Regions from separate parts of the Homo sapiens genome. Here region 2 is linked to region 1. Evidence: chromatin loops called from intact Hi-C (ENCODE). Cell type or tissue: dorsolateral prefrontal cortex. All regions are shown on one strand. Links, peaks and the distances in the headings refer to the core of each region. The heading gives the core; the rest is flanking DNA. Region 1 has its middle 230 kb from the start of LINC00992. Region 2 has its middle 170 kb from the start of LINC00992.

The links. A loop is a pair of places that touch in the nucleus more often than their neighbours do. Peaks named below come from ENCODE experiments on the same cell type or tissue, not always from the same donor. Only the 100,000 strongest peaks of a DNase experiment are listed, where the experiment ranks them.
Region 2: a loop joins it to region 1, with 2.3 times the contacts of the local background. A loop is called at or near these places in 3 of 110 quality-filtered maps.

What each region holds. Positions count from the first base shown.
Region 1 is chr5:117,185,174-117,189,575 of GRCh38, reverse strand. No RefSeq gene overlaps it. Among named protein-coding and RNA genes, the nearest start is that of LINC00992, 230 kb to the left of the region's middle. RefSeq lists an enhancer at 1-345. In dorsolateral prefrontal cortex, for the core only: no CTCF peak of the experiment used is centred there; no DNase peak of the experiment used is centred there.
Region 2 is chr5:117,245,297-117,249,698 of GRCh38, reverse strand. No RefSeq gene overlaps it. Among named protein-coding and RNA genes, the nearest start is that of LINC00992, 170 kb to the left of the region's middle. In dorsolateral prefrontal cortex, for the core only: no CTCF peak of the experiment used is centred there; no DNase peak of the experiment used is centred there; H3K4me3 peaks cover 223 bases; H3K27ac peaks cover 3,061 bases.

The DNA of each region.
Region 1 (4,402 bases), core at 82-4,081:
GCTCAGAGAAGCAGCACCAGGAGCACTGTGAGGTGCATCAGTTCTGATGCAGGCGGGTAAGTTCAGGAGCCTGGAGACTTCCAGAGACCTGCAATCCAAAGGAGAGAGCTGAGCACATGTGGAGGGCAATTCTGTTCAAAGGAGCTAAAAAGCTTGAATTAATGGTAGAGGAACCACAGGAGGTGATTGAAAGGCAAAGGTGGCTGTACCACAGAGGGGAAGATTCCTCAGCACCCAACACATTGCTCCTGCTTGGAAGTGAGGAATGTTGTGAGGACATTCCATGACTTACCCTTCCAATAACATGGATATAAACTAAACATTTTTTTCAATAACACTAGAGGAAACCTAAAGAGTAGACTTTTGTTCTGGCTCTTAAAGTACTTGTTCTCATTCTTTTCCAGGTAATCCAAATTATGTACTTATACACTATCAAATATCTGTGTGCTGTTTTCCTCTCCAGGCATGCCTTGTGATTGGGCTAATTATGAACATATACTGACATCCATTTAGAAGAAGTAAAATTACTTTCATCCCCAACACAGAAACATCTTTGCCGACAAGAAACCAAAATAATAACAATAATAATAATGGTAATAAGAAGAAGAAGAAGAAAAAGAAGAAGAAGAAGAAATAAAAAGCTTGAGTTCTCCCTGACTTGCAAGGACAAACAGTACAGAGTGAGGCTGAGCAACTCTGTGTAGAGAGAACCTCCTATAATCAGAGCCAGAAACTCTCCAATGGGAGAATTCAGCACTAGTTTAAAAAAAAAAAAAAAGTTAAAAAAGAGAAAAAAAGAAAAAGAAAAGGTGTAATTACAGGCAGGGGGAAATGTGGACTAAAATACTGCCAAGAGAAGCCTCAAGACTGGTATTCTTTAGGACCTTTCAAGTTGTTCCTTAGCTTTAAGCTGCATGGATCTGTCAAGAGTAGAATGGGGATTTGGCACTTTAGGTGAACAAAATGTCATATACTTTCACATCTGTGTCATTACATGAATAAACTCAGCAGATGGATCCAACTGTCTCTGCAGATACAGCATTTTATGCTTGTCCACACAGGTCTCACTAGCTCAACCCACACTCAGCAGGTTCAAATCTGTGGCATGATAATCAATGTCATGCCAAAATTGTGCTATAGAACTTGTGTTGTATTCTCTCCTTACATTTAATGCCTTCAGATCTCAGCACGTCTGTGAGAGTTTGCATGACTCATGTAAATGTTCTTTCTGATCCCTTAAAGCAAATAGAAGTTTTGAAGGGATGAAATTCTACTAATCTGTACTTCCTCTCTGTAAACTCACTGGCAGGCATTTCATCACTGTATGGATCCTTCCCCAAAAAGAAAGTATTTTCTAACCAAGCACAGCTCTTTAAATGACCATGAAGCAGTCTTTTATTCTGAAATGGAACCAAAATAAACACCTTACTTATTGTTTGCATATTAACATTTCAGACTATTGGTCTTAGCCATCTGCCATAATTGGATGCTAAGCTTTTTCCATTAAAATGTATCTCATCCTCAGATTTTGTTTTGCAAGATCCTGAACTGAGCCATGAAAAGCTTTCTAGGAACAACAATATTCTCTTCTTCCTGTGCAACTTCCACTGTCATGGATAACTAACTGTAAATAACATAAGAGGAAGCTTGCAGCTCATGCCTCCTTTTCTCTGGGACCTAAGATGCATATCTGAAAAAGAGATTAAGATGAGAAGAGGGTGTGAAGTCAAAAGGAAATGACAAAGAGTCTTTACAAACACTTTTTGATTAGAACAAAGTTTCATCTGATTAACCGGGCCCTGAGTCTTTGCTATACAATACAAGATTGCAAAAATGAACAAAACCCTTGTGGGAGCTCAAAAGGAATAAACTAAGCTAAATATATTGCATTTTTCTTTATTATATATATTTATATATTAGCAAGGACATCATAGACATTATTAAGTAGTCAAAGAACCAAGGAGAATAACTTGATACTCTGCTGCTCCCGCCCACAACAGATGAGACAAAAGATGTAGGGAGAGTGAGGAGGATGATTATGGTTTACTTAGAAAGATGTTTTCTGACAACCACAGCCAACTGTCCAACAGTGGAATCAGCACGTTAAATGCACTCGCCATTAGAAAGTTTGAAGATGAGGCAGATGTCCATCATTCAGGAATACCCTTTGAGTAATTGCTTCCATGGGTAAAGACTATTATGAATTCCATAATAATGCGTAGCAGCAGAAGCCTCCCTACATATTCCTTACACCTTAAAAATGACCTCCATTTCACCAATTTAGTACTCACTACCATGACTCAAGTAATAGCCACAAAATTATCTAAACTTATTTACTCAGAACACATATATTCATCAGGAATGTAACATCAGTGAAATTAATTCAATATAATGTCAATAGTTTCATTTATTTAATTGAGGAAAGAACAGCAGCTCATGATACAACCTTCGATGTGGTTCTCTCCATTAGAGAATATAAAAGTATTTTTTCAAAGAAAAACTAGAGAAAACACAGCAGCCTTCCAGTTTGAAAACCAGTGGTAAAGATGTAACACACTTGGAGCACCAGATGTCCCAGTGTGGTCTGGTTAATTGAAAGCCATGGTCCCTACATATACAATCAGCCTCACACATGGCCTGTTAATTCGATTGTCCTGTTGGTTTGCCCATTCATGTTCCTGGAGCGTTTTGTATTTCTTTTTTCTTTGCTCAAATTTGCCTCTCCCCTGGCAATTAAACCAGTTTTTTTTTTTTTTAATCTATCTCAAAGGGCATGCAAATCTGTAGGACCCACAGTAAGTTGGGTCTTCAAATAAAGAAAGAATGGCCTGAAAAAGTTTCAGAATAGTCCATGTGTATGTTTCTTTAATCTGTGAAAGATGGAGCAGACTTGATATATAACTGATAATATCATTGTGTTGAGAATAGAATCTTCCCAATTATAGAAGGTTACATTTCCAGCAACTTCAACACAATCATCTACTAAAAGGAATCTAAGAAGAAATTAAACATATCCAGGCAAACACATATACATGTGTGCATGCACATACACACACACACGCACACAGATCTCTGAGTACCTGAAGTTTTTGTCATGAAGACTCACCAAGAGACCATTCATATGATGTCATGGGTGAAGACTTAGTCTCCCATCTAAATTGTTGAAACTCTTAAATGCAGTCATACATTGCTTAATGATGGGAACACATTCTGATAAATGTGTCATTTGGTTAATTTCATCATTGTGTGAACATCGTAGTGTACTTACACAAATCTAGATGGCTTAGCCTACTACACACCTAGGCTACATGCTATAGCCTATTACTCCTAGACTATAAACCCACGTTTCATGTGACTATGCTGAATACTGCTAGTCAATTGTAACATAATGGTAAATATTCATGTATCTAAACATATCTAAACACAGAAAGGGTATACGACAGTAAAAGTAAAGTATTATAATCTTATGGAACCACTATCATATATATGGTCCATCACTGACCAAAATATTGTTACGTGAGTACATGATCTTAACATGCTGGTTTCCTAGCCCTGAGCAATTTAGAAGAAACAAGCTAGGTAGGGATGGGAGGACAAGAGAGAGATATCTGGAGGCAAGCAGAAAAAGGCCAGCGAGAAGACAACTAACTACTTGATTTAGCTGGAGAAATAAATTAAACAGCATGAGCAGATTATAAAAATACTATGCAGCTCAGAAAAATTGGGAATGTTCAATAATATTACAATAATTTGTTTGACAAAAATGACATTACTGAGCTAGCAAAACAACATTTTATTCTTTTCACTTGCCCCCTAGCAACACTACCTTTTGAAACAATGGCATCAGTTGTTTCAAGGGGCAGCAGTACTCAGCCAAGTTCAGAAGAGTCATTGCTTGGTTTGAAGCTCCAAAATGATTTTTTTTTAGCCCTATGTGAAGCATCAAGTTAAGTCAAGTATTTTTTTTATTTGCTGGAATTGGGCTTTTTTGAAAGAGAAAGTGATTTTCTTAAAAATACAAGGATAGATTTTTTTGAAAATATGGTGTCATGCCATGGGGGATGAAGATCACAGAATTTCTACTGTGAGTCATAGAATAAGGAAGAAGAAAGATGTGCTATGAGAATAGTTAAAAAAAAAAAAAAATGAAAAAGCCTTTCCGGTGCTGGCAGAAGCTGGACAAAGGTAAGAGAAGGGCAAAGTGTTTGATGTGCGTGATGTTGTCTGACTCTTGTCTTTCACCAAACTCAGGGCTAAGGGATTAAGGGATATCCTAAAAACACCCAGATTGGTTTGGGAAAATCTAAAAACATCGTGTGCTGGGACCTTGCTTCCCTGGGCTACTGCAAACCTCTAGGAGGATCTCCTGCAGTGGATGCTCTTGGTGCCCACTCAGACCTTC
Region 2 (4,402 bases), core at 287-4,286, 60 kb before region 1:
TAATCTCTTCTGTGTGGGCTCTCTTTCACCAGCAAAAACAATGCATCCAATGCTGCCATGTGAACAATGGAAGCTATTGACTTTGCTCTTCTACTGCGGGTTACTATATACTAAAGGGTTTGCTGAGACATTTACTCTATCCTCTGAATACCCCACAAGGAAATGTGTTGAAATATGCCATAATTTTTCAAGCTTTCTAGGTGGGCAGCTTGATAACTATGCAGACTATAAGCTTAAACTTGAAAGGTAAGAGAATAAAAGTGGGACTGAAAGTGACTGCTTTGCAGCCATTGTATTCACCTTTAGCGGGAAGCAAACAAGGAAACTAAGCCACTGGCTAAAAGTTTTATCAACACTAGCACATCCATGTTGGTGTCCCTTATAGGCCTTGTTATTGCACAATCCTGGCAGAAGTGAGAAATGCAACCGCATTAGATGTTTTTCTTTAGTGGATTGCCTCCATGCTATATTCCTATAGAATTTAGCAAATCAAAAATAGCATTTTTCAACAAACCCTTTGTATATCACTTTCCTGCTTCACAAAGATAGCATTGATAAATCGCACCAGTACAGGAGAAAGGGGGGGAGAAGAGGGAATGGGTGGAAACTCTTACAGTTCATATTTAAAAGAAAACTTCTTAGTGTACGTCCTATTTAGGTCATTGTTTTATTTTTTAAAAAATTAACAAGCATGGGGTGGTAGATACCAATTTTTTATCTCATGTAATCTAATTACTGTCTTTCCACAGAAGAAAGAACAGAACTCCTGTAAACAATTTACCCAGGATGAAGCACAGCCATGCAGCAAGAAGGAATCTAAGACTATTTTATATAATAGTGAAAGGAGGTTTGTAGTGAGGTAATAAGTTCATGCCTGTTTCCCAAAAATGTTATTAAAACAGGAAACCCTGTATCATGGTTAACCTACTACTAAGAAGTATTCTGAGCAATAAGAGAGGCTCCTGAATAATGCAGAGTAACTCTTTAGTTAATTTTAGAAGTGAAAAAGAATACTTAGTAAACTGGCCTTGAGTATCCAAATACTCAAGGTACATTTAAAACAGTAGTTTTGCCTTAGAACAGAAAATACCCTTAGACCAGAACCAAAGTAACAGAAAACTCAATTAATCAGGATTTCACACACATACACACACAGAATTTCACTTTTACCAGAAACAAATACATAAAGACATATCTGGCTTAAATAAATCAGAGAAACCAACAAAAATATTACCATAACTTTATGAGTAAGATAGGCAGCAAAGTGTAGTACCACAGTTGAAATCATTTCACTCAGAGCTTGAAGACATTGTTTCAGCCCGCAGCTCTGTCATTAATACATGGGGTGGTTTTGGGTAAATAACTAATTTTAGAACCAGACAACTTTCATCTTTAAAAAATGTGGGAGATCATAAAATCTTCTTGCCACCCAAACAGCATGCTTCTCTAGCCTGGAGCCGAGTCACACTGAGCATGACCCCTACCCAGCATATGTAAAGTAGGCAATTTGTTCTACTTCGCCAGGATAATGTGCTTAAAAATTTATTTCTTTCAAACTGTGATCCTTAAATTACCAGATTGGCTGCACCTGGGAGCTTGCTAAAAATGCAGAATCCTAGGCTCTGTCCCAGAACTACTGAATCAGCATCTAAAACTTGAACAAGATCAGCAGGTGACTTCTGTGCACTGAACAGTTTGAGAAGTGGTGATACATTTGATTGGAGGTCTTACTACATTCCACCCATCACATTAATTTACCTGCATGGCCCAAATAGGCATTCCATTTTTGATATCCTACATCTTTTATTGTGTAAATGTTAAAAGTAGGCTTTGAAATCAATCAGACCTGGGGTAGGAACCTAGCTCTGACATTAAGGCACTGTGTCATTGGCAATTTACATAGCCTGACTGAACTTTTTGTCTAGAAAATGGAATAAAAACCACCTGCCATGGCTAATGTGGGAAATACACTAAATTATTCCTTTAGAAAATGTACATAGAGCCTGGCATATAGGATGTGTTCAGTAAGTAGTAGATGACCATCATCACTATCACCATCATCTTCATCCTCATTATTATGATTGTCATACAATGATAGCCAGAGACAACCTCATCAAATGTGTAACAATTTCCCCATCATTAAATAAATGGTATTTATTTTACTCCTCCAAAGTATTCCTGGTACAGTCTAGAGGAAAAAGTTGTAATATCATTTGGATTCATACCGACAAACCATTCGACTAATGTATTTTTACTCATCTCTCTTGGACACGACGGAGATTTGTAAGTGAGGTGAATACATGACAGCATCTTCTAAAAGAACCCAATTGTTGAAGGATCTATTTAAGAACCAATCAAATGGCTCTTTGTCAAGGGCACGGCAGCAAGTTTGGAAAAAGTGACATCTCAACCAGATTCATCCGAAAAATGGCTTTTGGTCATAAAGGCAAAACTCCAAATTCAGAGAAACCCCCAATAAATTAGTCACTGAAGAAAAATTCCTCTATGAGGAATGATTTCAGCTAGTAATTCTGGAAAGGAAAATGACAATAAGGTTCTTGATACACAGTATGATATCATTAGCTACAGTTAGCTGATATACTGTTGATTACTTCAGTGAAATCATATACAATATCTTTGCCTCCTAAAAGATGTAAATGAAAAACAGGCATGCATTTTCAAAGAATTCATTCAACTCTACCTATTGAGGCTGCTTTAGAGAAATTAGTTTGCTCATGAGAATTCAAAGGTAAATGAGCCATATAAAGCAGGCATCTCTGTTTCAGATTTTAGAACGTGATGGAGATCACAGGATGTCATTCCAGACACTAATGCCCATGAATGTCCATATTAATTAAATGTCATTTTAAAATTAATCATGATCAGTGCCCTAGCTCATCCTTCTCATGTGACACACCATTGGCTTGTTTCACAGAAGACCCTGTGTTACATCTGCTATTGCCATTTGCAATCCTAACCAATTGTGAACCAGCTATGAGAAGCTCATAAATACTTCACAATCAGACTCTGCAAACACAGGAGGCTCCAGGCTGGGTGGGAGTAAGTCTTAAAGATCAACAAATCAATCAATTCAATGCTCTGAAGTTGCCCAAACCCTTCCTATTAAGCCTCAGGCAAACAGCAGCTCAGGAAAGAAAGAAAACTAAAGGGAGGGATCAGAGACAATACATATCAACCAAGAGTGAAGAGGCTGAGGCAGCTAAAATGCCTGCCCCTGCTGCAGACAGTCCAGGTCTGAAACCCCTAACTAACAATGGGAAACTCTGGATTCTCTTTGATGGCAAATGTTTCTGGTTCTTACTATGCTTTGTGCCTTCTGAATGCCTGCTGTTGCACACTAGAGGAAAATCCTTTCTCAAATCCACAAATATATCAGTCCAAAATCTAGAAAAGTTTCCTCATCCTTTCTGTATTTTATCTTGAGTATAAATTCCTCAGGCCATTTTTTCCTCCTTAATTCATGTTACCTTAGAATCTGAGTCCATTGAACATAAAACACTCTTTTCTACATTCACCCTACTACATGAAGACCATTAATGAAAAAGTTATTATGCCAATTCCTCTTTCTTTAAGTAAGAGCCTCACACACCTGAACAATCATAATGGCCCTTTATTTCATATGGTGCAGACATTGCAAATATAACTTAATAGAAACCATTTAAGTTCAAGGGTACAGTGCTTCAGTTATGAAAGGAGACCACCCTTATAGAGGTCCTTTTTACACTCCAATGGCTTCTTTGTAAAAATTATATAATAGGATAAAAGTTGGATTGAAAGGGAGGATCAGTGTTGGGGGAGGAGTGGGAGGAAGTACAGCAGGACTTTTCAGTTTATAACAATCAAAATACTACCAAATACAAAATTATCTCATTTTCTTCCAGATCCTGTGAATAGCTTTTCTATAGAAAGCTCCCAATGGTCTGCAGATTCTAGTCCCTTATAGGTGGCAAGGTTTAGAAAAGAATGCACAAAATAATGGAATTCATATGCCAAGCAGCTGTTGTCACAGCAGTTTTGCAAACTGACTCCTCCCCATCTCCTTCTTCATTCTCTCCAGTATGCCTTCTCAGTTCTTTCTTGCAGTGCCTTGCTTCCCTCCCTACAAAGCCCAGACACAACACAGCTCCTTGAGTCTGCCCCGTTCACCCGCATCAAGCCCCCTCTCTGAAATAAGTCTTTGAAATATTTTGAGGTGAGGAAAAAGCTGGAAGGGTAACTTAAAGAGCATATCTTAAGACAATTTCCTTTCTCTAAATATAATTGTTATGACTACACTCTGTTTCTCATACTTTTATTGCTCTAAAATGGAATGAAACACAAGCTTTAAACAGCACAGTCATTATAAGACCTTTTGCCAGCCGCACTACAGTTTCCATTTTCA